2 separate regions of the Homo sapiens genome follow, and region 1 is linked to region 2. A link is a contact called in ENCODE Hi-C or POLR2A ChIA-PET data. All regions are on one chromosome and are shown on one strand. Each heading gives the region's core, a stretch centred on a gene start or an enhancer-like site at or near the end of the contact. The rest is flanking DNA. Distances are from core to core; before and after follow the strand shown. Region 1 holds the start of PDLIM5 (PDZ and LIM domain 5). Region 2 holds the start of BMPR1B (bone morphogenetic protein receptor type 1B).

The links. A loop is a pair of places that touch in the nucleus more often than their neighbours do. ChIA-PET counts read pairs that join two places held with the same protein, here RNA polymerase II (POLR2A). Pooled maps may share reads with other maps.
Region 1: a map of PC-3 shows a loop between it and region 2 (7-fold over the local background). The contact joins the promoter of PDLIM5 here to the promoter of BMPR1B in region 2. A Hi-C loop is called at or near these places in 2 of 168 maps with a recorded cell type or tissue (PC-3 and ascending aorta) and 5 of 50 pooled maps. POLR2A ChIA-PET finds 5 or more read pairs at or near these places in 1 of 52 experiments (A673).

What each region holds. Positions count from the first base shown.
Region 1 is chr4:94,450,592-94,454,400 of GRCh38, reverse strand. It overlaps PDLIM5 (PDZ and LIM domain 5), which reads right to left and starts at 2,459. Exons shown (of 13, transcript NM_006457.5): 1 at 2,406-2,459. RefSeq lists silencers at 1,960-2,219, 2,390-2,809.
Region 2 is chr4:94,756,339-94,760,241 of GRCh38, reverse strand. BMPR1B (bone morphogenetic protein receptor type 1B) reads right to left here and starts at 2,287. Exons shown (of 13, transcript NM_001203.3): 1 at 2,174-2,287. It overlaps BMPR1B-DT (BMPR1B divergent transcript), which reads left to right and starts at 2,709. Exons shown (of 3, transcript NR_121610.1): 1 at 2,709-2,848.

The sequences.
Region 1 (3,809 bases), core at 1,210-3,709, 310 kb after region 2:
TGTTAAGTGTGCGTGTGATGACTCTCCTAGTAGTACTTTCATATAATTTTTAAAAAGCAAAAAAAAAAAAAAAAACTTCGAGTTTCCTATTGGTTGTTATAACGGCAGGAGACAGAGGAATGAAGTTTTCTTTTGTTTTAATGGAATACTAAGAAACAATAATTCTCTCTCTTTAAAAAATATTAAAAACATAACAGATATGTAATTTTATATTAAAAACATACTTCCTTGGAAAATGTAAGCTATTCAACCAAATCACCACCTAATATTACCTGTCTTAAAATATGTTTTAACCCATTCAAAATTTCTAGCCCATCACCCCAAATTCATAGTTGCAGATATAGATATTTGAGCCATAGGTATATTTAAAGCAAACATTCCTTCTTCTCATAAAGGGAAAATGGGGCAAAACATTCAAATAAGCCTGGTTTTTAAAGAAAAATTATATCAGGGAAAATAAAAATTACAGAAAATTGTATCAGAAACCGAAACAGCTTTTCTACTGGCGTGGTAGTATACTGAACTACAAGGCAATAACACATTACTTCAGTAATGAAGTAATAGGCACAGAGCACTAAAAAAGATCCAAAGGCCAAGCCGGAAGTCAAACTGTATATATAGGTGAAAAACTACTAGTGGGAAGCTAATAACGAGCCACACATAATTCAATTGCTTTCCCGCTATAAAAGGAGGAGATTTTCAGAAAACTAATAGAAGGACTGTCCTGATATTGACACGATACAAATCAGAATCGTGTAAAGCCAACTGATATTTCACAGGCAGCCTGCCCTCCTTTATTAATCTTTAACTTGTGTCTGGGGAATAATATGAAAGTTGGGCTCAACTTCCTCTGGCCCCATTCTTCCCTACAAGAAAATGTATTTCATTTAGATTATCAACCCATGTACTTGCAACTTCCCTTTACTTGGGGATTCCCTTCCTAACTTCTCTCATTTGTTATTAAAATTCCTAGCACTGGCAAGGTCACAGCCACACTACAAAACCAGTGTCATTTCATTTCTAGTCACTGTCCGTTCATTTCTAGATGCTTCTTCTGCTAGCTTCATTTGGAATTCATCTGCCTTAAAACAGTCTCTGCCCCAAGCAATGGCAATATTTTTATTGGCCTTTCCAAGACTCCTCCATCTGGTTATTAGTGCCCAAGCCCTTCCTCAAATACCAAGCAGGCAGGAAATAGCAGCATACTCTTTCAAACACGTCGAAAAGGTTGGAATTTCTGTAGAGTTATGGATTTTCTTTTAGGGAAAGTCTAAACAATGTCTTTGCTCTAGTACTAGGGAAGGAAGCTTGGTATTTCCCACACTTGTATCTCAGCTTCATTAGTGGGTGAGAGGGGAGAAAGGAGAACTCAAGATGAACTACACAGAGTGACAAAAAAAAAGGCCTGAAATTAAAGAGAAATATCTTGAGATTCTCTTTCCCCGCAATGGAGAGAGAATGTAGGTAGAGCTGAAGAACTAAAGCCACAGGCACAGGATGAAAGCAGCCGACAGGACAGTTTTCCAGGAGGGATTCGCGCCTAGCCTTGTTGGCCAAATAAGGCTACCGAACGGGCCGTTTCCGTGGCAGGCGGGTTCAGACGTCCTCCCCGTCAGGAAGGCGGACTTGGGATAGGATCTGGCGATCACACCCTAAATCTGCCCTGCCCAGCGCCGCCACGAATTTTCCTTCCAAGCTCTGCCCTGTCCACACGCCCTTCCTTTTTCCACTTATTGTAAAACGCACCGAAGGCACAGTCTTACAAAAGCCCCAACAAGTACTCAAGTGTTAACAAATCTCGTGTTCATGACAAATGTGTTTCTTAAACGAGCTTTATTTCTGGACGCGCAGAAGTTTTCCCCAAACAGGTTACACAAAACTGTAAATATCTGGGGGAGAAATAAATGCTTCTCAGTAGCCTGGGAGCAAAGAAAAACTAACGCGCCTTTTCCTTTGAGTCCCGCTTCCTACCCTCCAAGAGACTGGCGCAGGACTGGGCACTCAGACACCACACCACGGTGGTGCCGGGCGACGCCGGCAGCCGGGTGGGTGGGAGCGGCAGTGCCCGTCCCTGCCGGCCCTCGCCACCTCCGGGCGCCCTCCCGCGTCCCCGTCTCCGCTACGCTGGTCCCGGTCGGCCCGGGCTGCGGGGACCCCAGGGCTCGCCCTCTGGCCTCATGCGGACTCCAGCGCTGCCCTTTTCCGGGCGCTCCTTTTCCCAAGCTGCTCTCCCACCTCCGCCGCTCCGCGCCCAGAAAGCACCTGAGGAGCCATCCCTGCCCGAGGAGCGCCCCCTCCTCGTCCCCAACCGGGCTTCCCTTCTCGCGTTCGGCGCACAGCGGCCGGTTCTTTCCCTTCTCCCACCGGAGATCCGAGAGGCGCATCGCCGGCCGGCCGCCACTCACCTCGGGTCCGGCGCGGCGCGGGGCTGCCTCCGCCTCAGACAAGGGCTGACAAGTGACTCGCGGTGAGGGCGCCGTCCCCACCGCCCGCGGGAACTTCCGCCTCCTGGCTCTCCCTCGCCCCACCCCCGACCCAGGACACGCCCCTCCGCTCCCGGCCACGCCTCTGGGCCAGTCCCAGCCGCGCCGCGCAGGGGCGGGGAAGGTGGCGGCGGCGCCGGGCGCTCGGGCTTGCTGGGGCTGGCTGAAGCAGCTGCGGAAAGACAACTGCGCTACCGAGTTTCGGTGGGAGTAGTCTTAGCGGATTTTGAGCGCTACCTGGCAAAGGTCTAACCCTCCGCTCGTCCGTTTTGTAGTGGGTGCATTTTTCTCTCCAGAAATTTAAATTGGCAAGCAGTTGCTCTGCCTAAAAATAGAAGGGTACTTTGGATAAATCTCTATCTATGCAAGTTCAGCGGTTACTGCCTGCGTTTTTTTTTTTGAAAGAGCTTTACATGCTCTGAAAAGTGCAGACCCAGAAGTTTACCTGTCAGGAAGGTGAAAACCAGTAACCCTAACAGAAGTTAACCCTGTCCATCACACCAGAAGACAGTGATACATAAAAGCGGCCAAAAGTGATTCAACCACTGTATCTTCAGTTTATTTTTCTAAATCCAAATCAATAGTCCACTTTCCAGCCTTCTATAGGGTTGCTTGATACGCCCGAGGAATTTATTCATAAGAAAACGTGAATAATGTTCACTGAACATACGGAAAGTAACTAGACTGTTACACTGTGAATTGGCTTATAAAACGTGAAAAGGACAATTCTTAACCAAGGAGCATATAAAGCAAGGATGAACTTCATGAGGTCCGTGAGCTCCCCGGCCCCCAGAAGTGCAAGCAAAATTCCAAAGGCGAAGATCCAAAGCTGCTCTTTCCCTAACGGTAGCCACTGGCCACATGTGGCTATCGAACAGTTGAAATGTGGCTACTGTAACTGAGACCATGAATTTTTTGTTTTACGTAATTTTAAATAATTTAACATTTAAAACTGAAGCAGGATAACATTTCTTTACTTTTTTTTTCTTTGAGACGGATTCTTGCTCTGTCTCCCAGGCTGGGATCAGTGGTGCAATCTCGGCTCACTGCAACCTCCACCTCCCGGGTTCAAGCGATTCCCCTGCCTCAGCCTCCTGAGTAGCTGGGATTACAGGCGTGCGCCACCACGCCCGGCTAATTTTTTGTATTTTTAGTAGAGATGGGGTTTCACCATGTTGGCCAGCCTGATCTCGAACTCCTGACCTCAGGTGACCAACCCGCCTCGGCCCCGCAAAGTGCTGGGATTACGGGCATGAGCCACCGCGCCAGGTCGTTAACATTTCTTTTAAGCACTACATTTAAGGACTAAAGTTGAAAATATAATGC
Region 2 (3,903 bases), core at 1,038-3,537:
CTAGACTAAATGCTGGGCAGCACCTGGCAGACAAGGTGGCAAAGCCCCTATAAATAGTGATGATTCACTAACATGACATAAATCAAGATTTTAACTCACCAAAAACTAACATTTTGATTTAAAAACACAAATCAGTGCCATTAAAATTCATCAGCGGCCCCTAGCACATGAGTAATGAGATCATATCAACTTATATCATGTAACTAAAAGGAAAAGGTGGTTTTCTAAATGGTAATTCAGATTGGACAAATAACACACTGTATCAAGTTTTGTAGCTCTAGGCCATATTTTGCTAAACACAAAGGTACATTATGCATGACTAAAGAAAACAGTGAAAATCAGAGCAATTAATTTCCCAGCTATGTTTCCCATAAAAAGACATCACTACTATGATCTGCTTATAACACAAACTTTTTTGCATTGCACAATGATCTAAGTGTGTAATAACTTACATATTTCACTAAGATGTAACATCCTTCAAAACATCCTTATAATGAAAGTTTTCCAAAAACATTATTGATCACCGGCATGTCTCATGTTTTAAAATTACTGACGAATCCTTTACTATTTTCTTTACAGCTAGAAATAATTCTTCTTGATCACTAGAGTGTAAAGGGGTATAAAGTACAAAGACTGAATATTTTCTTAAATACTAACATCCCAGTTGACACAGGACATTTCCCATAACTTGCCCAAAACAATAATTAGGAGAGTTGTCACTGGAATCCTAAAAATATATGTAAGAAAACAGAGATTCGTTGGCATCAATTTAGCACAGCAAGAGATTTCCATTAAGTGCTTTTTCAAATTATTTGCAAACACTTTTTAGCTGAACCCTCTCATTTCCAGTGGAGCCTTTTATGTTTCTTTGCAGAACTCAAGAACCTTTTCTCAGGTGGCTCTGCTTTGCTGCAGGTAAGTTTGGTATTAACACATTTTCTTTATCTGTTGGAGGTAGTGAAACGGCTCTCTTCCTCCGTTGTCTTTCACTGGCACCTTTGTGGCCGCTCGTAGTCACTGACCTCACCTTGCTGGAAAGGTGGCTAAGAAAAGAGCAGTTTCTAATAACTCAAGGGAACTGCAGCGTTTCCATTCAGAACAAACAGCAGGACCCAGCTGGAGGGGTGCAGCTCTAAAGAAGTAAGACCCGCACCACAGCGGACAACTTCCAGAGGCTCTTCTCCAACACCGCCAAACACAGGCGGAAACACGGAGCCTGGACAGAAAGAGGGACGAGCAGAGAGATGGGCGCAGAGAGCAAGAGACAGGGGAGCCAGGAAGACCGGGAGCGAAAGCCTCTTGAGAGAGAGAGAGAGACCAAAAGATTGTGCGAAAGTGACAGAGGGAAGAGGATGAAGGGACAGAGGAGGGACACACTGGGAGAGCCAGAGCAGGCGGTGGGGAGAGGGAGACAGACGCACGGAAGGAAAGAGAGACCGGGGGGAGAGGCAAAGGATAGCAATAAGGAGAGGAAGGGAGAAAGGAAGAAAAGGGAGAGAATGAAAGACCCAGAACTTGAGAGAGAGGCATAGAGAGAGAGAAGCAGGAGAGAGAGGAGAAGAGACAGGCAACTGAAGCAGAGACGGAGCCCAGTCCAAGGCGCCGGGACCAGCCCGCTGCGCACTTTCCCCCACGGCAAGGCTGGGTCTCGGGAGGCGTCCGGGGCAGGTGGGTGCCTGCGGGTCCCGCCTGGGCTGGCCCTGGGCCCCCGCCCCGCCGGGCTCCCTCCCATTTCCCGGATTCCGCGACTGCCCTCAGCTCGCCCTCCCGCCCCATCCCTCCGCTCGCAGGTCCGACTCCCTGCCTTGGGGCGTCCCTACAGCCCGAAGCACGTGTCCCGCCCGCCGCCGCCGCTGCCCCGACTCCTCGCCTGCGCAGGCACGAGGCCTCGGGGTCCCGGCAGAGCCGCCCGCGCACAAAGCCGAGGCGGCCACCGCCTGACCCCCTCCCCGCCGCCGCCACCGCCCCACGGCCGCGCAGCCCGCCCTCGCTCTCGCCCTCTCCCTCGCGCGCTCCGTCCTGCCTAGGGCGACCGCCGCCCAGCTCCGCACCCAGCCGCTACCCGTCCCGCGCCGCCCCTCGCTCTGCCCGGCTCTCGCCGGCTCGGCCGCCTCCCGCGCGCTCGGGAACTCGGCCACCCGCAGGGGACGGGGCCCCGCCGCGCGCGCCTTACCCGCGGCTGCGCTCCCGGCTCCCGCGTCCTCAGCGCCGCGGTCTCCGCACTGCCCGGCGTCCCGCGAGGCCCCGCCGACTCCGCGCCCCGCGCCCGGCTGCGCCGTCAACTTCTGGCCGCCGCGGCCGCTCCGCCGCCGCCGCCGCCGCCACCGCGGGACTTTTTTTTTTTTTTTTTTTTTTTTTCCCTCTCGCTCCTCGGCTGCCTCTGGAATTTTTTTTTTTCACTTGCCCTCTCCAGCTCCCACTAGTGATTGGAGACTGAGAGCCAAGTACTTAGCGGAGGGATTACACTTCTCAACGCACTTGGAGCGGCCCCAGCGCCGCCGCCTGTGTGCGGAGTGCGGAGCCGACTTGGGGAGCGGCGGGGTGCGGGCCGGAGGCAGCCCGGGTACAGGGGTGCGCTTCCCAAGCCCCGTCCGCTGCTCAGAGCATCCCCAAGATTTCCCTCATGGGTCCTGTCCTGGTTGTTTAAGAAGGTTTCCAGAAAACCTCCTGGTTTGAAGAACAAAGATTCGTGGAATTATTGTACCTTGAGAGCTGGAAAGGGCTCGCAGAGATGATATAATGTCGTGGATTTCAACTTTTCGGGGCCATAGACACTTTTCAGAAATTGATAAAACGTTGACACACCTTGTAAAAAATGAACACATTAAAATTAAGCCTGCAGTTTGAGGTGGGGGTTTTAAGAATCTTGAAATATATACAGTTGAGCGTCCAAGGGAAATGAAATATTTCCCTTCTACATATTTTTTGAAACCGTTAAACGAAAACAACCACCAAAAAATTAAAAATAAAAAAATAAAACCCAAAAGAGAAAACCCATTCCATTTGTATTTGATGACAGTTTACAGTTAGTCGTGTTTCTTTTGGAAAAGTATGTAACGTCTTATACTTTGTGGTCTCCTTGCTAAGTCTTTAAGTGTTGAAACACTTTCTAAGTGGGTAAATATAAAGTAAGCTAGTTCACAGTCAGAAATTTGGGGAGAATAGTTAACCTCTTTAAAATCAGCCATTTTGCCAACTCTATTTCCCAGGGAGATATCTCGTGACTTCCAAATACTCTTTTCCTTTCAATACCTTTCAGCTTCCCACTCTCCAGCATTACTTATTTTCTCCTTCTGTAAAATTTTTTTCCTCCAAAATATTGACAAACAGTCTCTGGTCACCACCAAGTGTGTGATCTAAGTCATTTTTTTTTTTAACAGTTTTTCACCCTGAAGTAACTTTCTTCCAATTTTCTTCATATCTATTTCTATATTCAATTCTTAGCCTACTATTTTCTTTCAACTACTCCCTTTTCTTAAATTGTTTCTATTAAATCTTTTTTAAACATTAAATGTAATCTTTTTGCACTTATCAATAAAAAATTCATTTGTGTATCAATTTATTTTATGCAGCTTGCACTTAAAGCAGGCGGTGCCCCCAGTGTTTATTGAGTGTATGAAGATGTGGTCATGTTTTTTCTATAAAAGCAATGTTAGAGTCTCCACAAAGGTCTTTTTGCCCCATGATATATCTGCATTGTGATTTCTAATGCCAAACTGGAAGAAGAAAGGTATCTGAAAGAAAATTTCCAAAACAAGTGAAATTAGTCATTGACATCATCTGACCTTCCTTATTCAACCACTGTTCCAGTCCCCAGTACCAGTACTCATCCTCTTGCCCCAAGAATTCCAAGATAAAATCCATTCATTTTACTCTCATCCCAATTCTTCTCTGATACCCTCA